4 separate regions of the Mus musculus genome follow, and all the other regions are linked to region 2. The links are chromatin loops, found by intact Hi-C in ENCODE. Cell type or tissue: left cerebral cortex. All regions are shown on one strand.

The links. Peaks named below come from ENCODE experiments on the same cell type or tissue, not always from the same donor. Only the 100,000 strongest peaks of a DNase experiment are listed, where the experiment ranks them.
Region 1: a loop joins it to region 2, with 4 times the contacts of the local background. A loop is called at or near these places in 7 of 42 quality-filtered maps.
Region 3: a loop joins it to region 2, with 2.9 times the contacts of the local background. A loop is called at or near these places in 5 of 42 quality-filtered maps.
Region 4: it touches region 2 in a loop (2.6-fold over the local background); 5 of 42 quality-filtered maps call a loop at or near these places.

The regions. Positions count from the first base shown.
Region 1 is chr2:110,227,227-110,232,226 of GRCm38, reverse strand. No RefSeq gene overlaps it. Among named protein-coding and RNA genes, the nearest start is that of Gm22997, 12 kb to the right of the region's middle. In left cerebral cortex, a CTCF peak has its summit at 2,352 (motif pointing left); a DNase peak (open chromatin) is centred at 2,342.
Region 2 is chr2:110,360,313-110,365,312 of GRCm38, reverse strand. Fibin (fin bud initiation factor homolog (zebrafish)) reads left to right here and starts at 2,320. Exons shown (of 1, transcript NM_026271.1): 1 at 2,320-4,388. The coding sequence starts at 2,518. The coding sequence ends at 3,171. All of the region lies in intron 2 of Gm30319 (a long non-coding RNA gene), which reads right to left. In left cerebral cortex, a CTCF peak has its summit at 2,426; a DNase peak (open chromatin) is centred at 2,335; H3K4me3 peaks cover 1,211 bases; H3K27ac peaks cover 625 bases.
Region 3 is chr2:109,902,351-109,907,350 of GRCm38, reverse strand. It overlaps Platr8 (pluripotency associated transcript 8), which reads left to right. Exons shown (of 5, transcript NR_033473.1): 4 at 693-787; 5 at 4,090-4,955. Among named protein-coding and RNA genes, the nearest start is that of Platr8, 8.5 kb to the left of the region's middle. In left cerebral cortex, a CTCF peak has its summit at 2,978 (motif pointing left); a DNase peak (open chromatin) is centred at 2,972.
Region 4 is chr2:109,914,810-109,919,809 of GRCm38, reverse strand. Lgr4 (leucine-rich repeat-containing G protein-coupled receptor 4) reads right to left here and starts at 2,163. Exons shown (of 18, transcript NM_172671.2): 1 at 1,505-2,163. The coding sequence starts at 1,689. In left cerebral cortex, CTCF peaks have their summits at 1,533 and 2,217; DNase peaks (open chromatin) are centred at 760 and 2,248; H3K4me3 peaks cover 2,460 bases; H3K27ac peaks cover 1,034 bases.

The DNA.
Region 1 (5,000 bases), 130 kb after region 2:
CAGGAAGGGGAAAAAAAAATCAAACAAGGTTCTGACAAGGAAGAAATAGAAGCTGACACAATAAAACTTTTTATTTTATTTTTATTTTGCATTACATCAACTTTGAATTTTCTATTCATTCATTCATGTGATTTTTTGAGACAAGGTTTCTCTGTGTAGCCTTGGCTGTCCTAGAACTCACTCTGTAGACCAAGCTGGCCTCATTCAGAGATCAAAACTCAGAGATCAGCTGCCTCTGTCACCCAATTCCTGGGACTAAGGGCACGCACTACCACTGCCTAACTTTCAGGTTTTAAGAAACAGTGAAGCACAAATATTTCTTGCCTTCATTTTATATTACTTGTTTGGATTTTAAGATTTTTTTTCTCTCTGTTTCTACGCCTATTCTATTCTGTTCTGCCCACATTTTTCTTACCTACAACCCCAAAAATATATTTCTACCTCACTTTGTCTCATGCCCCATGCTTTCTTGTACCTATTTCCTACCTATATTTCCTATAGCACAAGTGATCGATCTTTCTTCAAAATCCATCTCACTTTACAGATCTACAGAAAGGAAATTGGACTTGGTGCTTTTTCTAAGGGACCATCTACTGTGCCTTAAATATTTAAGCCTAAAATGAGACAATAGGAAAAATAGACTTAAGCTGGTTCTCACTGTTCATCTCACAGCCCTCAGAGCCTCTGCACTGTTGGACTAGTCAACCTGACAGTAGCTTAATATCCTCTTTCTAGTCTTTGACAGTATGAACAAAATTCCCAGAAATAAAATGCACCTTACACTGAGCCTTCTGCAGGCTGGCTGACTATTAGAAACTCAATAATTATGGCGTTTGAAATGTTCCAGATCCACAGCCTATTTACAATTTATCTGGGGCCATCTTCAATCTCCTTAGTAGCCAGTCTTTGCCCAATTCTGTGTCTGTGACTATTAGGTGAAAATCTTTGAAATATACCAACCTCACAGAACACTAGCTGCCACCAAAAGTTTAAGAATATGCTCAAATGGTCTTTATAGTCTATAACAGAGATTGCCTCATTTACTGTAACCAGCCACCTGGTGTTTCTGTCAATGCATTTAAAATGTGCCTTATTTTATGTTGTTACTGTGTTAACTACGAAACTTCACAAAACTGTTGTCATATGGAATTAGAAGTAAATTACATCTGCATTTCTGGCCCGTGTCCACTTCTATTTGGCTCTAGATGAAACTCTCCTACCCTTTGAGGTAAGAGTGTGTTTTGGGGTATACAACAGCATATGGCTAAGATGGCAGGCAGACTGTTCTCTATCCCTCTGTTTCAGATGCAAGAGGTGCAGAGACAAAGGGAGACTAAACATCACTGGCAGGAACCATACCCTTGTGCTTAGGAGAGTGTGGAGAAAACTCACTTATTTTCCTTCAGCCCCCGTGACCTTCGCCTGTCTAAAGAGCAGAACAGCAGAGGCTGTTTCAGTGTCTGGCTTCCCCAAGGCTAACATAAGCTGGCTGGCTCAATGTTCCATGGAGCTGAGCTGGAAAACAAGTCATTCATTGTCAAATGCAAATCTATTGCTTTTGTACAAACAAAAATAAACGAGACAAGCAAAACCTGCAAATGGTTAGTCAGCCTATGTGTCTCCAGAGTGAGGCTGAACTAGATACAAATAAATATGTGTAAGTTTATAGTTCATTAAATTGATCTACATTATGCTTAATAAATGGTCTTTTAGTTGCATAGTAAGTGGACACTGGCATCCAGCAATCTTCAGAATAAATGGACTACCTGATCTAGTATATAAATATTAGCCAGAGGAACAACTCCACCTCCAAGAAGGAAGTTTAAGACTGCCTGCTTATGTTCAAAATCCCATATCACCAGCATCACAAGGATTTGCAAGATTCCCTTGCATGTTTTATTCATAGTTGTCTATGATAAATTATTAAGACAGCGACATATTCTAAATTATAAACCATAGCATTAAATTTATGGCATTTCAAAAGCACTTGTTTATAGTTTATCATGAATTATTGCAACAACAAAAAAAATCCTATCAAGGAGCAAACAACTCTTCAAAGAATAGACAATACCTAAAGCTGGAGAAATGGAAGATAATGAGGAAACAAACCATTCTGGCATTAAGCAGGACCATGTACTAGGGGGGAAAATTCATTGTGAAGGCAGTGGAGGTAGTCCCTTGGTAAGAAAATGGAAAATACTGAAGCTACGTGTCCCCAGCAAAGTTTACAGAGGTTTTGGCATAGACTGGGGTGGAGTTTGCCTGGAGTGCGATTGATGTTTGCTCTGGCAGAGGAAACAACTGACTGAAGAAAACGAGCCTCTCAGTGTCTTCTTTAGTCAGGGACGCCATCTAGTGGCTGAGATAGAATATTAGCCCACAGTCTTTATTAAGCTCTGCTTCCTTACACAAACTCAGATAGTAAGAGCCTAAAGAACAAAGCCTGCTGGTGCTCTCTCTTTTTCTCTCTGTGAGAGGTGTGTGTCCATGTGTGCCCGTGTATCCTTGTGTGTGTGTGTCCGTGTGTGTCCGTGTGTGTCCGTGTGTGTGTGTCTGTGTGTGTGTGTGTGTGTGTGTGTGAGACTGTGTGTGTGTCTGTGTGTGTCTGTGTATGTCTGTGTCTGTGTGTGTGTACATAGAGAAAGCTCAGTGGTAAAATACAGACAGCGGTGGAAAATGGATACGGGCATAAGAAAAACAGGAAATGAATAAATACTAGCAGGAAAAGGAAACAGCATAGAAGCTCACAGGACCAGAGACAAGAGTGTGGACAAAAGGCTACAGATCAAGTCTAGTGCGCATAATTTACAGTCCTGAATGAGAGACACTAGTTGCCAGAGTCCTGCTTGCTTATACCAGCGTGTAGCTTTGAGCAAGTGTTGAAGAACCAGAAGGATTTCAGCATGTGTCTGGCAGGAGTCCTTTTGGTCACATGATCCACTGCAGGTCTGGCAAGTGCTGTGGCCACCACCCCCCTTACATGTGCTCTCAGTGGTTTAAGGATATTCCTAAGTCCGTCCCATCCCTACATCCCCAGTACTGTGGCAGCTCTTACGCTAGTGAAGCTCCCCATTCTCGTTCCTCATATCTCTACTTAAACATTCTCCACTGTTTCCTGTGCACTCTCCCACACTTAGTACCCCTGGCTGTTTGTCCCATCTTTGTCCATTTGTCCTTGTGCTGTCAGATGTTCACTCTTTTCTTCCATCTTATTCTCTCTTTACTTGGAATGTTTAAATCATATCAAATGCAAACAGCATTTTTTTGAGCATTTTGTTTTGAGACAGGCTTTCACTACATAGCACTGGCTAGCCTAGAACGTGATATGTAGACCAGGCTGGCCTAGAACTCATAGGGATCCACTTGCCTCTGCCTCCCAGGTGCTGAGCTTAAAGGCCTATGCCAAAATTCATCTGTGAATCAAAAGAGAACAAAAGCCTGACAAAGAAGCAGAGAAATGTCTCCAATAGGAAAGGAACAGAAAATGAAAATAGAGGAAGGGGATGCAGAAGGCTGGCAAATAGCAATTGATTACTTTTAGGCTGTGCCTTTCAGACTTTATGAGTCAAAGAAGCACAAATGCACATGTCTTGGAATCGTAGGTGAGCTTGCAGCAGAACTTTTCTCCCAGAGATGACTAAAACAAGATTACCCCTCTTGCTCAAGTGTTAGATGGCGGTCCACCAACTGATAGTCTGTGCCTTCTCCCTGTGACTTGCAGTCATCTGTGACTCACTTTTAACCAACAGATTCCTATACAATTACATTCCAAAGCTAGGTCAGAAAAGGGGGGAGTTCCCACCTGCTTTGCCCAGTGGGAGGCCTGCACTGAGGCCTTCAGTGACAAGTAAACTGACCAAATGTTCTGAGGCTGCCGTGTGACGAGGAAGTCGACTAGCCCACATGAAGGGGACACATAGAGAAGCCTTAAGACGATAGGCAGGGCCGGGCAGTGGTGGCGCATGCCTTTAATCCCAGCACTTGGGAGGCAGAGGCAGGCAGATTTCTGAGTCCGAGGCCAGCCTGGTCTACAGAATGAGTTCCAGGACAGCCAGGGCTATACAGAGAAACCCTGCCTCAAAGTCTATAGGCAGGAAGGAAATGAGCGAAAAAGTTATCTATCTAGGCCCTACTGTACCCAGCGATGCCTTAAACAGCATGAAAGATGCTAGAACCATCTAGTAGAGCCTTTCCCCACATCATTAACCCACTCTAAACAAGAGAGTGATAAACAGTTGTCATCCTCTGGGGTCTCCACAGGAAGGCTAACAGAGTTAACTAACCTGAACCCTTAGCGGATCCCAGAGACTAACAGCAACTGAAATCATCTGACTCAATATAAAGTCTTTGTCTCACACTATCTATACATGCACCCTCCATCTTTTCTACTGATTCTGCTCTCTAGGGCTTCCTTTTGGGCATCCTCAAGCTCCAGTCAGTACCTGCATTTTGCTTGACTCGAGCTTGATGCCATTATTCTATACCTTGTTGGGTGGTGCCTTCCAGACCAGCTCGGCTCAGTGATTCATTTAGTAAATGCTGATATCTCTAAAACAAGTAAGCTCATCCAGAACTTAGGCCTTCATCTCCAACTGTATTCTTTGTAGAGGGAATCAAGATATCTTCTAAAAAGTGTGACTTGAGAGCCAGAGCAGGGAAAATACAAGGTGAGCCTGGAGCTATGTTTGATTCAAAAAAAAAAAAAAAAATCAGGGAGAACACAGAAAGCAAAGCAGGCTGTTTAATATGAAGCAGTTACCCTGGGGTGGGGGGAGGGCATGGAGCAACCAAAGCTGAGAGGAGCTGAACAGCAAACAACATAGTATTGGATCATTATCCAGATTACAAATATCTACTAGTGCCCTTTTATAGATTATAGCTACAACCAAATTATAGCTGAAAGCAATAGTTACTCACATGGGCTACTGGGTGATGAATTCTGCTGTGAACCTTTTGTATATACCAATTATTTCTACTTTCATAGCAAATACTATTGTTAT
Region 2 (5,000 bases):
TGAGCATGCTTCAAAAAGTCTGTGTGTGTGATTTCACACGCAGAATCACTAGTTAGTCAAATGGCTCTTCATTGTCTTCCAGGAGTCTGGATTGCCTGCGACTGGAAGAGTAAAGACAAGTCTGACAACAGGGCTGTGTGCATCTGAATGAAAGCTGTCCTTTGTGCTGCAGAGGGAGACTCAGAACAGTGAATACTCATTGTGAGTAGCTCGGTTACATTTCAAGGCAGAAATAGCAAGCATCTCTGGAAACAGAATCTTCCTGCTTACATATTCTTTCCACTTAATTCCCTGTTTCTTTTCTCCACGATCCTGAAATTATTCAATATACAACATATGTTTATTTACTTTTACTTCAATTCGCCCTGCACTTCCCAGATTGAAAGCTCTAGGAAAGCCATGGTTTGTTTCTAGTTATGTTCATTGTTGTATTCTCAATACCAGAAACGGAACTTGATGAATAATAAATGTTCAATAAATATTTGATTAAATGGATGGCCTATCAAATGGCCATTTATGACAATCAATTCATAAATTAAAACCTAAAAATGGCCTCTTTTGGGAAAAAGAGGGCTTGGGGGGTTTTATTTGTTTTTAAATTTAGTGCTCTTTTTCCTGTTTCATATTTCTAGGCACAAGAACGGCTCTTAGGATACCACATGGAAGCTGAAATCACAAGTCTTAAGGGGTCTTGACGTCCATCAGGATCCTTCAGAGGAGAGCTGCACCCAGGTCAGCACTGACGCTCATCTGGCAACAGCAGCTCTATTACCTAGAATTCAGAACAACAGAAACATCGCTGTTGTTTCCAAAAACAGGGCTGATGGACCACATGGCAGCCACTGTGTCCAGGGTGGCTGTAAGCTCCCGTGTGGGGCATGTATTGTGTTACTCCATCATTGGATCTTTAGTGACTATGGTAGCTCCTAGCCTATAAAACCTTGGCATCACTTACCAGAAGCCTAGAGAAACTCGGCAAGCTCAGCAGCAATCTGGGGGCCCTTGCTCTTAAGGTACAAAACAGTTTGGGAAATATGCCCAGAATCTAGGAGATAAACTCTATAAAGGTTTCCATGTGCTGCTGATACAGTATAGACTTAGAAATGGGTTAGTTCAATCAAGAAGTACAAGTTGAAGAAATTAGCTGGGATGGACAAGTTATATGAATATATAAACAGGAAAAGCATTGGCAGAGAATGTGTACTGCCTGAATCCACAACTTAAACACTAGCAGGAGCTTCGTTGCTTTGGAATAGCTATGGAACATGGTGTTCTGAGGACATGTGTATTTATGGAGAGGCTATGGAACTGGCAGCTGGACTCGTGTTTGGGTGGCTTTTTTAAACCAGCTGTGGTAATGTCACTATTTGTGAATTAATTAAAATAAAAATATTTTCTTTCAAAGCAGTACGGTTTTTTTAACTTAAATTTAAATCTTTGTACCTTAATGGTTGAATACAATCTATGAGATCGTGTCAATTTGCTTAACGTTCTAACTGTAGATAAATATTCCAACCTCATAAGTAACTGACAGGAGACCCCAGCAGTCAAATACTACACAAAAGACTCAGTAAGGCTCACTGGAACGTTATCTAATAGATTACACAGAGGTCCCAGTTGTCCTCTTATTGATTAAACTGGAAACTTTTATTTTTATTTTTATTAGTAACTATGCACTATGAATATAAAAAATCGGTTATCTATATTCATTTTGTTTCAAAAGTATTGATTTTAATAACCTTTAAACCATTTCCAAACAAAACTATTTCCAATACTTCAAATTTTTTATTTAAAAAATAACGTTTTGAAAATGAGTAAAAAAAAATACATTTCTCATCTGGTATTTAAATGTCTGAAATGCCATTTCTCTGAAGCAATCACCTCTTTCCTAAATATGCTAATAGCAGCTGGATTTTATGTTTATAATTATCCTCTACTATCCCCATTCAAGATACGTCTTATTGTACAGGGTCTCCTTTTTCAAGATTGAAAAAAGGAGACCCTGTACCTTTAATAAAGGAACTGGTGAAAGCTTTCTTTCCAAATTTGTTCCTTGGCTTCCAAGTGACGAAACTAGCTGTAATTTGAGAGTCCTGCAATCCTCAGGATATCTTTAGCCAAGGGGAAAGAAAACGCTGCATTCCCACCCAGTCCAGGGGTTGAAACAGTGTCAGAACAGCTTCCCTTAGCTACTAGCTCCGTCTCCCTGGAGCCAGAGGGAACTCCGAAGGTGACCGCAAAGCCAGCGCCTGGAGCAGCAGGTCCCCAGTCGGTGGGTCGGGCTATCCTGCTAAAACAGCAAAGGTCCAGCCTCTCAGTAGAGAGAGGATCAGGGACGCTGAGGAGCGTGGTGCACACCGCTGCTGCGTAGAGCCACATGAAGCCTGTGGAGGAACCAGGATCAGAGAGCGGCAAGCGAGCTGCGCCTGAGGAGGGCGCCTTCTCCCGAAGCCGCTGACACCCGGGGGAACCTTTTTCCTTGTTCCTGGACTAAAACGCTTCTCCCGAATATCCAGAATGGTGTTCCCGAAGTTGATCTGGATGGGTTTCTTTTGCCACCTGTGTCGAGGCTACTTTGATGGCCCCCTGTACCCAGAAATGTCTAATGGGACTTTGCATCATTACTTCGTGCCTGATGGAGACTATGAGGAGAATGATGACCCCGAGAAATGCCAGCTGCTCTTCAGGGTGAGTGATCGCAGGCGCTGCTCCCAGGGGGAAGGGGGCCAAGCCAGTAGCTTGCTGAGCCTCACTCTTCGAGAGGAGTTCACAGTACTGGGCCGCCAGGTGGAGGATGCTGGACGCGTCCTGGAGGGCATCAGCAAGAGCATCTCCTACGACCTGGATGGGGAAGAGAGCTATGGCAAGTACCTGAGGCGGGAGTCCCACCAGATCGGGGATGCCTACTCCAACTCTGACAAGTCCCTCACTGAGCTGGAAAGCAAGTTCAAGCAGGGCCAAGAGCAGGATAGCCGGCAGGAAAGCAGACTCAATGAGGACTTCCTGGGGATGCTGGTCCACACCAGGTCCTTGCTGAAGGAGACACTGGACATCTCTGTGGGGCTCAGAGACAAATACGAGCTGCTGGCACATACCATCAGGAGCCATGGGACCCGCTTAGGTCGACTGAAAAGCGACTATCTGGAGGGTGGGGCACAGAAGACAGGCTAATATTTCCATTGTAACTGCTTCATTTTATCCAAATTTGCACTTTCAGAACACGTCTGAAGTCATCTTTCGAAAAGAAAGAAAAATTTTAATAAGTTGAGTTATTCTGATTTTAGTTTGGTTTTGTGCATTATTTATGTTATTATTAAGGATTTTTCACTTGCAAAAAAAAGCAATTTTAAACTAACCCCTGGGTTATTTCCTAAAGGGTTTTATTGCTCTAACAGAATCTCTTCTTTCGACTCCATCTAAAGGATGCATTTGTGTGGAAAGACTGATTAAACTTCCACATCCTGGCGGGGGACGAGGTGCGTGGCTCCTTTGCATCAGCAGGCTTCTCTTTGGTCTCTGAAGGCTGAGATGCCTGATTTTCAGATGAGGTCCCAGGTGTGTGGCATGCCTGCCAGACAAGGAAGTTCATTGATTCTCCTTTCGCTCTTATTTATTTACCATGTTCTTAGTTGTTTCTGTTTTGTTGTAAGAGTGTTATTGAGAATTTGCATGCAAATCACCACCAGTAAGATGTTCAAAGTTCCATTGTGGGTTTGTGTAAGTTGAAGATGCAACATTTAAGATAGCAAAACTTTAGGGTGGTTGCCCACTCATGATGTGTCTTTCACTTCACCATCAAAGAAACAGATTGCTTAACACTCAAGTGTCTATGATTTAAGTTGTCAGCATGTTTTTTTCTTCTTGGACTCAGATAGCATTGCTTCCTTTTGTTTATTGAAAACTTATATTTCCAGAGGGAGGGTCTAACTATAGAAATCCCTTATGTACATTTTATTACTCAGCCAATAAATGTTTTCATATAATACTGGCTTTTTTTCTAGTTTACAGTCATAACTCTCATATTTCAGAGAGGGACTAGTGCAAAGGAGAGGGGAGATAGGATTGAAGCCAGTTTATCAGAGTATATGATAAGGATGAGATTTTAAAAAGAAAAACAGAGGGAGAAGGTGCTGTATTTTTGAGTATCTTACCCTGTCTGCTCACATACACCATCCTAGTAAGGGGTAGTGGGATCTAGCCTGTACAAGAATTATACATTTGATTTCCACTCTTCTGATGGAAAAATCTTAAATTTCTCTCATTTTTCATAGACTCCATTGGAAATGTGTGACAAAGGTCCATATCTCCTATGCACTCATTCTGTGTTAGTGATGCCTAACAATTTGAAAGCTATTTCTATGCTCTTAAAATAAATGAATTAAAATGTGAAAATGCATTTTATTTCAATTCTTCCCTGGGCCAATATTTATCACCACCTTAAATATACTTTCTTTCCACTTGCATCCACACACAAAGTATGCAAGAGTTCACATTCTGTTCAGCAGTGATCCCATTTTTCTATCCTCTATGCAAAGAAAGGATTTATCTGCTATATACATTTGTCTCAGGGTTACTTTAAAGGGCTTCCTTCTTTAAAGGAAGGACAAAAAATATTGATCAGAACAAATATGATATTTGGTACTTGAGTTTGTAAAGTCAGATTGCTTCCAGCCTGAAAATAACAATATTGCCCCAAAAGCACTCAGCTACAACATACAGACAGACAAATCAAATGGAATCTTCTTATTTTGCCTGTTGTAATAGGATATTGGAATGTATTGAGGCTGGAAAATGGTTTTTCTTCTGCATGTCAATCTCAATCAGTTGTTAATGGCTGCCCACCAGCTTATGTTAAGAAGGATCTCATAGGCACAAATTTGAGTGCTGCTAAAATATAGAGATATCCCCATGGGAGCAGGAAGAGGTATGATGACATATCTGCTACAGACCTGAACACTGAAACAGACTACGGGCAAGCTTCTTTTTGTGCTAATATTATG
Region 3 (5,000 bases), 460 kb after region 2:
AAAAAAATCCATCTGGATACAATGCTTTCAGTTTAAAATTTTCCTTAATAGATTTGTTTTATGTATATGTGTATTTTGCATGCTTGGTTCCCTTGGTGGTCAGAAGAATGCAGGGGATCCAGAAGAGGGCATCGGATCCCATTACAGATAGTTGTAGCCACCATGAGGGTGCTGGGAACTGAACATGGGTCCTTCCTTTGCAAGTACAGTAAGAGTGTTTAAATGCTGCGCCAACTCTCCAGCCCAGGGTGACGTCTTTGAAAAGCACATTACCAACCCTAAATAGTACTCTGATCTCTTTGAAAAATGGTAAAGTGAAAAAACAAAAAAATCAAAAAACCAAAACAAACCAAAAGAAACCAACCAACCAAAAACCCTTCCCCACAGACAAAAACCAAACAAACAAAAACAAAAGCAAACAAAACACTAGGAGGATTTAGTCAATGCAATAGAATATTAGAATGGTTCAGGATAGATTTCTTGCGAGCCATGGCTCAGCATGTGATCCCCAGTTCCTCAGAGTTTTAAGCCTTTTATGCTTTGTTGTTTGTTTGTAAAAAAGTACGCCTGTGTTCCTTTTTTTAATTATTATTATTTTTCATTTTTTTTATCGGCTTCTCTGAATCTGTCCATTCCTGCTGTTTGGCCAAACACGATACAATTTATCTTTCCTGCTGCCTTTCCCATCCCAGGTCATGCTTAATATTAAACCATATAAAAGTCACTTTGAAGAACAACAGAGAAAGTTAAAATTCTTATGAAACTGAAGACAGGGGATGCTGAACTGGTAGGGAAACATTACAACAGCTGTCTTAGTTCGCTCCTTTGAGTTTAAAATAATGTGTTATTATTTACCGAATAATTTTAGAATCCTTTAAAGTTTTTATTATGTATAGATGTGTGTGTGTGTATACATACATGAGCATGCCATGCTATGTATGGAGTGAAAGATTGAGGACAGCTGACCAGACTCTTTGTATACCTTGTGAGTCTCTGGGATCAAACTTCAATCAAGGTATTGGCAAGGAGGCCCCTTTACCTTCTGAGCCCCCTCTCTGGCTCGACCTTCTTTTAGAAGGGTCCGCTAAGTGTCTACTCCTAAGGATCCACTCTATTCAGGACAGAAGAGTTTTGATTGATATAGTTCTGTCCACACAGAAGTCACCTGGGGAGATTTTAAACATAGACTTCACAGAGAACTTTATTGTTTTCATTCGAGTAGGTCAGAGATGGACCCTGGATTGTCAGTGTTTAAAAATTCCTGATCCTGTTGTAAGCTCTTCCCCAAATCATGGCCTCCTGCTAGAGAATGGTGCAAGCAGGGGTCTTTTTAGGCACAAACCCCAATACAAGGTTACATATATGAAATATTGATTAAAGGAAACATTAATGGGCAGGGAGTGGACTGAGGCAGGCCAAGTCTGGGTGTCGAGGTAGTGGTAGGTCTGTCTCAGGCAAGAAAGAGATGGAATGGAAAAGCCTGAGAAACTGAGGGGGAAGAGTCCTGGGGTACAATGCAGGCCTATAAAAGCTAAGCAAGGACATCCTTCATCACAGGAGCCCCAACCCACCCAGCAACAGGTCTGCCTTTCGTGTATTGGTCCTGGGATCGGTCCATAAGGCAACGCTGACCTGCCGATGGGGTGGGAATAGTCCACCCGATGTCGCTATTAGAAGGATTCCCACGGAGTCGATGGGGTGGGGATAGTCCACCCGATGTCCCTATTAGGATTCCCACAGAGCCGATGGGGTGGGGAATAGTCCACCCAATGTCCCTATTAGAAGGATTCCCACGGAGTCGATGGGGTGGGAATAGTCCACCCGATGTCCCTATTAGGATTCCCACAGAGTCAAGAGCTGCATTTTCTGGACAGCCTTGGAATTTAAGGCGTGAAGCGAAATCCCTCTATTCACTCAAATTGCATGCAATCTAATTTTATTTATGGAATTTAGGAACTTGAAGTGTAAGGAACCTAATAAAGGTTAACCTAGTTTAATCCCTTCCCTAAGTCTTGGGGGCCTAACAGCATCTCCGTGTTTACTCTAGAGTTAACGAAGGCACACATGCACAGGTAGGAGAGCCCACTTTTGAGTAGCAATGACTAGGATGTTCTGTCTCATGTTGTCTCAACCCTTTCTCCCTAACGTTTTCAAGATGCTCAGAAACAATAAATGAGACATAGAAGGTGAGAGAGAGGTCATAGCTTAAAGTTGCTCATTTCAGGCACCAGCAGAACACTCTGGTGGTAGGGCACTTGGGTTTGAACCACTAAGCTGAAGGCTGAGACAGAAGCATCTCTTCTTAGTCCACAAATTCAAGACTGGGGCACCACAGAGAGACCTTCACCTAAAGATCAAACACAATCCTTTCACCACAGTGAGAAACCATCCCCAGAGGTTAACTACATAACTCAAAGCAGCATACCTCATTACCAGGACAGCCAGTTAATATCCAGGTCAACTGCTCTTTATCCTCTATAACTGATTTAATTTTTAACTCTGATTTTTATAGGAAATAAAAGATGTTAGACAAATTTAGTGTCATGAAAGCAAATTAATCCTAGCCACCCAGATGGCCTTTGGCTTATTTACAAGAAGTTGCTGTGAGCCTCTAAATTATTCTTTCCATCTTCATGGAACTTGGATAAAGATACTCAAAGCCAAAGATAATGTTTTTGCAATTAGCATTGTTCAGTTACAAAACTGTTACTATAGACAACCCCACTAAGGCTATAGATATTCACCTCCATTGCAATTTCCTATAGGTTTGCTGACTTTTAGGTTATTATTAGGAAGAGTTCTTTGTCTACATTTGAAAAACCTTTCGTCTTTAAAAAATATAATTTTCAATTTAAGCACATTTCTAAGGACAAACTTCATTAATAAGAACTAAATTGTAGACTAGAAACAATGGCGCTTTGGTGCCACCTTGTGGTAACATCAGAGACCACCATCCCTAAACTGTGACTACGTCGGAGAACGAGCTCCCCATTTATAGAAGGCGGTGTTTGGTGCCACCTTGTGGTAAAATTAGAGACCGCCATCCCTAAATTGTAACTAAGTTGGTGAGTAAATCCCTATTGACAAAGTTGGTGAAAATTCAAATGTAGTACACATTACACTGATTTAATTTGATTTGGAAAAAATTTTTCCTGAATACTTTCTTCTACAATGCTTTTGTAAGGGCTACCAACACTGGTAGGAAGTACAGCTGCAGACGTTACAAACGTTAATATTTAACTTGAGAGAAGACTACCAGCCATGATTTGGATCGAATTAATCTTTTTTTTTTTTTAAAGATTTGTTTATTATAAATAAGTACACTGTAGCTGTCGTCAGATACCCCAGAAGAGGGCGTCAGATCTCTTTACAGATGGTTGTGAGCCACCATGTGGTTGCTGGGATTTGAACTCAGGACCTTCGGAAGAGCAGTCAGTGCTCTTAACTGCTGAGCCATCTCTCCAGCTCCCAAATTAATCTTTCTGTACCTCAGTTTCCTTACTTATTTCATCTATGGGCATCATGAATTTTAAAGTGATGAAATGAAGCAGGTGGTATAGCATGTATGAATCTCTCGGCATACATGCTCACTAAAAAAACAGGTCAAAATTTTACACACACACACACACACACACACACACATATAATTGCAAGGGTCTGAGGAGCCCTAATGTTCGAATGATAGGACTTCTTTTATAAAAGTAACACACCTCCCAGTAAATGTCTATACTTTCAATTGCATACAAAATTACACATATGGGTGGGTACAACTCCCAGGCTATCATAAAATCTCAATTTCACAAACAAGAACCAACCAACTAGAAAAACAAAATGTGTTACTGCCTCCTTATCTTCATCAGATTCAAAGGAAACTTCTGTATTATGAAATAATCATTGTATTTTAAAGTTCCATATCTATCTATGTCTATAACAAAGGCTTGACACTATATTTTACTAGGGACTCAGCTCAGTGCTAGAATATTTGAATAGTATGTGCAAAGTTCAACTAACTCTGCAGAAAGTGTCTATTTGTCTCTAGATGTTCTATATTTTATTAAAACAAAACCATTTCTGTGTTCCTTCACCTAGCCACTAATTTGAATCCTACCTTCGTGGTGACCTCAGTGTTCCTTCTGCTGGGAGCACTCCCTCGAGTGAGGATCTGACTGGCAAGTCGGGAAGAACAGTCCCTTATCTCCACAGAAGCCTGGCTGATTTTGAAGGCCACCTCTCTTTCAAGCTTAAAGTATATATAGGCCGGCCTATGCTTTAAGAGAATTGTGAAGACCAGCCATTGATGGTGGCCCGTGCAGTAATCCGTAGCGATGAACCAAAGGTCAGCCTAGGCTATAAAATGAGGCCTTACTTCAGAACAAAAAAACCTAGCCCAAAATGTGGAGTGTGTAGTAGCAGTAGGGGACTGTACCCCTGGATTATTCAGACCCCCCAAGGCTTTGCTCTCAGCATAAGGGAGACTTCAGCAATATAATTCTGGCTGAACCAATGCTTTTCAACGGGCAGTTGGATCTCAGGGGACCTGCATAATCAACAACCTCTGGCCAAAGACAAACTCATCATCCCAACTAGAGAAAGGGTTGCTGAAGATGTAGAGCCTTCTTTCAGACTAAAGACAATGCCAACTAATTGTTTAACTGATTAGGCCATGCTGATAATAGACTAAAACATGGAAAGCTATGCTCTGTGGAATGGATGAGCCTGGACAGCCACTCATGAGAACAAGCTGTTACATTGCTCCAAGTGACTATGGTTATCTCTGCCACAGAAAACAGGAACCAGGAAGCCCCTAGCTCTCAAATGTCAGGGCTCTCATCCTCTTACAAGATCTCTACTGGAATCTTTATTGCACATGGAAGAAGCCACACTGAATTCTGGTTCAGTGATGGATTCTGGTAGTGATGCCAGAGTGTGAATTCTTTTTAATAAAAGTGTTCTGCACAAACTAGTATGAGCTGGTTAGATAAACAAATGTTAGGATGACG
Region 4 (5,000 bases), 450 kb after region 2:
GTTCTCTTTCTGCCTGAATTCTCTATTTCCAAAGAGTTTCAAGAAACAGGAAAACCCTAGCTCCTCACCTGCCAGCCCTGCTCAGATTTAATAGACCTCTATGAGCAAATCGCTTCACATGGTTTGGTGAAAAGTCAAATATCATTTCGAAAGAAAGGGTCTTTCCAGGCATCAACAACACCTAAGACTGGGCCAAAATCTGAGACTAGGGTGCAAAGCCAAGGGTCTCAGTTCTCCACATCCCCAACCTGAGAGGGCCAGCCGAATGCCTCGGCACCACCCACCTGGAAATACAGTGATGCCCCAGCTTGCCTAAAAGGGAGTTTTCCCTTCACACGATCTGTTATTCCTTTAAAGCTACGCCTAAGAGGTCTCTTTTGATAGCTTGAAGGTAAAAAGGAAGTTTCCTTTGCCAGAGGGCCTCTCGGGGCCCCTTCCTCTCTAGCAGGTCTTTGACTGCTCCTGATTTAATCATGCAATAGGCCACACAACACGAGAAGGCTGAAAGGGCCATACAAGCTGCCCTCCGCTCAATTACCCCATTCTTTTTCTACGGGTGGCATTTGCCAACATCACCTCCAACACCTATTTCAGATTCCCCCTCTTCCCTGAGATGCTAAAGGCTCTCTGGGTCTCTGGGGAAGGAGGTGGGGAGGGTCAGAACCATCTATGCTACTCTTCCTGACCACAGGCAGCTCACACGAAAGGCTCTGCTGAAGGTACAGGCGGAAAACGGTTGCCCACCTTACAGACTGCACTGATCACATGCTCTAGAACTTTCTCTCCCAACATTCTCTACCTCAGGTCAGCATTCCTTCTTTTAAATGCCTTATTCACTAAGGATCCCCGCCCAGGGTAGGCCGAATCCTTCTCCTCCTCCCTGGGCTCTGCTCGTGGTAATGAGTCCCGAGTGGATCTGAGCTAAGGTGTCACACTGCACAGGCAGGACGGGGCCAAACTGGAAAGCGATTCCCCTTCTTAGGTACAGGTGTTTCTTCACTCCGCCTGCGGGAACCCTGGGGGTATTCAGGTGCTTCCCCATGGAACGTGCCTGGTCGGCAAACGCAGGCCAAGTTCTAGGCGCCCTCATCCGTGGCCAAAGTTTTGCCAGCCGAACAGGGGGCCGCATGGGGGAAGAGGTCACGTGAAAGGCTGCCAAGGGCAAGCGTTTCCAGCATCCTCCCTCCTGGCCCTAAATGCACTTGCGATTTGAGGTGGGGGGTGGGGGGTAGGAGGTAGTAATTGCACCCCCCCCCCCAAAAAAAAGCTGCAAAAAGAAAAAGCTCCTAGAGGTTCAGATTCAAAGTGGCTAAGTCTGGAGAGGCCAGCATACGGGAAAGGGGGCCAATCCCCCTGACCCTCCAACACACACACACACACACACACACACACAGGTGATTCGTGCACCCCCAGGGCGCTGGGGTTGGGGGCTGGGGTCGAGCCCTGGCTCCGCCCCGCAGCGCCCGCGGGTCCCTCAACCCGCAGCCCGGTCGCCCGCACTCACAGTGCTTGGGTGAAGGCGCTGAGCCCCTCCGGTACCGCCGTCAACCCCTTCCCGGAGCAGTCCACCCGACGGTCGCCGTCGCAGCTGCAGGGCGCAGCGCAGAGAGGTGGCGCCGCGCCGCTGGGCCCGGCCGAGCCGAGCAGCCCCAGGGCGAAGAAGCAGAGCAGCCGCAGCGGGCCCGGCATTGCTGCGGCCGCCGCCCGCGCCCGCCTCTCCCGCGGCTCCTCTCGCTCGACTCGCCTCCGCTGCCCTCCGCCGCACCGCGCCGCACCAGGGGCAGCCGGCCTGCGGGGCTCGGGGCCCGGGCGCCGTCCCTCGGCGGTCCGCGTGCGCTCGCTTCCTTCAGCAGTCTGCCGCCGGAGCGTTAGGACGCGGCGCTCCGCAGTTTCTCCCTTCCCGCTGCTCCATGGACGCGCACCGGCAGCCCCGCGGCTCAGGCCAGCCGACCCGGCCCAGAGCGGCTGCCCGGGCCGCGCGCTGCCATCGCCGCCGCCTCCTGTCCCGGGCCTCCTCCAGCCGCACAGCTCCTCAAGGTTGCGGAGCGCAGCCTCCAGCCATGCCGGCCAGGCGTCCCAACCCCCGCCCCAGCTCTCACAAACACCCTGGTTGTCCGCGCTCTCCCCGAGGCGGCTCCCGCTCCGCGCGTCCTTTTCCCTTCTAGGGTTGCACGCTCGCCTCGGGAGCCCCTGGCCGCCGGGTTATGCAAATCATTTAGGTACATGCAAAACTAACCCCGCTCCGGGAGCGCTATTGGTCAGGGGAGGTCTCGAGCTCATTACTATGCAGGCAGTGGAGCCATTATTGGTCAAGAGGAATGGGGCGTGTTTCTCTGGAATGAGTGACAAGGTTGTGCTGCTGCTGCTGGGGCTGGTAGTGGAGGTTCAAGTAAAAGCCCTGACTTGGCTGGATCTGCATGTCAGGTTGTGTATTGAAGGTAGACAGATCGGAAGACCAGGAGTCTGCTGTTTCCCTCCCCCACCCAGTTTTTTTCTCCCCTCCGCAGAAATTGGATCTCCTAAATTGGATGACCTGAAAAGTAAAACTCGCCTCCAGCTTTCAGACGTGTCAAATGACTCTTCGCTGTTCTTAAGGGCAAGGGCACTGAGAGCTTTGCAAACAGAGGAAAGAAATGGGGGTGGGGGTGGGGGTCGAAAAGGAGGGAGAAACATTTCTTTCTATCTGATCCAAATTTTTGAGTTCAACCGTGCACTAAATTAAAACAGCGTGACCCCTCCTGTATCTCACATCACCTCTGAGATCTTAGTACCCTTTTTCATTCACACTTGGGAGCTAAATTAGCGGTTAATCATCCATGACACCAATCAGACTTCTTTCTCCCTAAACACAAGGATGTTGAGGAGTCCAGCCAAGGAGGTGCCGGTTAACCAGCACTGGAAGAGAACATTTGAGTGCCAGCTGACTGCCCCTGAGACACCAGAAACAACTTGTGTGTTAACTATCAGCATCCCTTCCTTTTTCCCACATAATGTTTATAGAAAAAAAAAAATCAGCATTCTCAGTGCCTCTTTTCTTGCTTTCTCCTAGGCCTTTGGTTGTTTTTACTCTAGATTGTACACATTTTTAATGAACCCATTACATTAGAGCAAGAAGAGCATTAAAATATCTATACTGTATAAAGTTAACTAGCCACCTCATGCAAATAAAAAAAAAAGAAAATGTAAATAAATTAACGAAAAGCTAGCCGATTTCCTAAATAAAAAAAAAAAAATCTACCATCTCTACATTAAAGAATATGCTAAATAATAATAAAGTCAGGTTGAATCCATATACTCTAAAGTTATGCTAATGGATAAATAAATACAGACAAGTTTTAAGAAAGATGAATTTCCTCACTATAAGGTTGAAAGAGAACTTTAAAAAGAAAGACCAGTGGCGCTCAGACTTTATAGACAAGGCCTCAGAATCTCTTGGATACCATGTTCTTCTGCCCTCTGCCCAAGATCATCTCACTCCTGGTCTAGTTAGTATTTCAGAAGCCTCCGCAACTTGTTTTTTGTTTTTGTTTTTCCATTTCTATTACTTTTCAGCCAATTTCATGAGTAAATAAAGTGAGGAAAAAGTCTAATTCTAATTGATACTTAAAGTCTTTTTTTTTTTTTTTTTTTTTTTTTTTTTGGTTTTTTGAGACAGGGTTTCTCTGTATAGCCCTGGCTGTCCTGGCACTCACTTTCTAGACCATGCTGGCCTCGAACTCAGAAATTTGCCTGCCTCTGCCTCTCAAGTGCTAGGATTAAAGGCGTGTGCCACCATGCCCAGCTAAAATCTTCTTTCTTAAAAAACACAACTCCTTCTAAGGTATACTTTTTGTTATATTAAGGTAACTATACACTTCATGGATGCTTTTATTTCTGACAAATATTTATGTTGACAGAGTTTTGCTATGTAATCTAGACTGAACTCAACTCACCATCCTCCTGCCTCAGCTTCATGAATGCTGGAATAATAGTATGAATCACCATGTCCAGACTCATTTCCATGTTTCTCTCTCTCTCTCTCTCTCTCTCTCTCTCTCTCTCTCTCTCTCTCTCTCTTCAGTAAAGAAGCTCTCCTCAGTAAAGAAGTATTTCGAAGTGGCTGGAGAGATAGCTCAGTAGCTCAGAGCACTGGCTGCTCTTGCAGAAGATATCGATTCTGTTTCTAGCACGTTCATGGTGTCTCACAACTATCTGTGACTCCAAGACCAGGGCATCTGACATTCTCCCGGTCTCCATGAGCATCAAGCATGCATGTGTATATATGGTAAACACATAAACATGCAGGCAAAACACGTATGTACATCAAGTGTTTCCAAATTTTGGTAGTTATAAGAATCACATGTACAGTATAATTAAAAAAGCACAGATCTCTGTGAGTTTGAAGACAGCCAGGGCTTGTTACACAGAGAAATTTGGTCTTGAAAAAAACAAAACAGCAACAACAACAAAACAGAAAAGAAAAAGGTTCATATCCCTAACCCTAATCGTAGAGTTACTCATCAGTGAACGTCCCTGAGAATGAATCTATCTATTATATTAGTTTTTATCTCTGTGACAAGTTGTCCTGTTAGAACATAAAACCACAATGAAATGAAGAAACAACATCCAGCGCACTGTCCCAAATGACAACCACTCTCACCTAAGCTCAGGGAAGATATCAAGGATAACTCAAGTTCAACCTTCACCCTTGGCAAAGAGCAAGGAAAAAAAAAATCCAACATATTAGTCTGCTGAAGGAAGCTGCTTCTCTTAGCCCCACAGATGGGTACATTTGCGGCACCGCAGGGAGGTAAGGGCTGCAGCCTGAGAAGTGGCTGTGTTGGTACAAACTGTAACTCTAGAGCTATAGAAGCTGGAGATGGAGAACCACAAAGTCAATTCCAGCATGGGCTACACAGGGAGACTGTTTTAAAAGGAAAGGGAAGGTAAAAGTGTGACCCAGTTGTTGTGCCCTTTGTGAGGCACTGGAAGTGAAGGAAGCTCCCATCTGGGCATGCTCA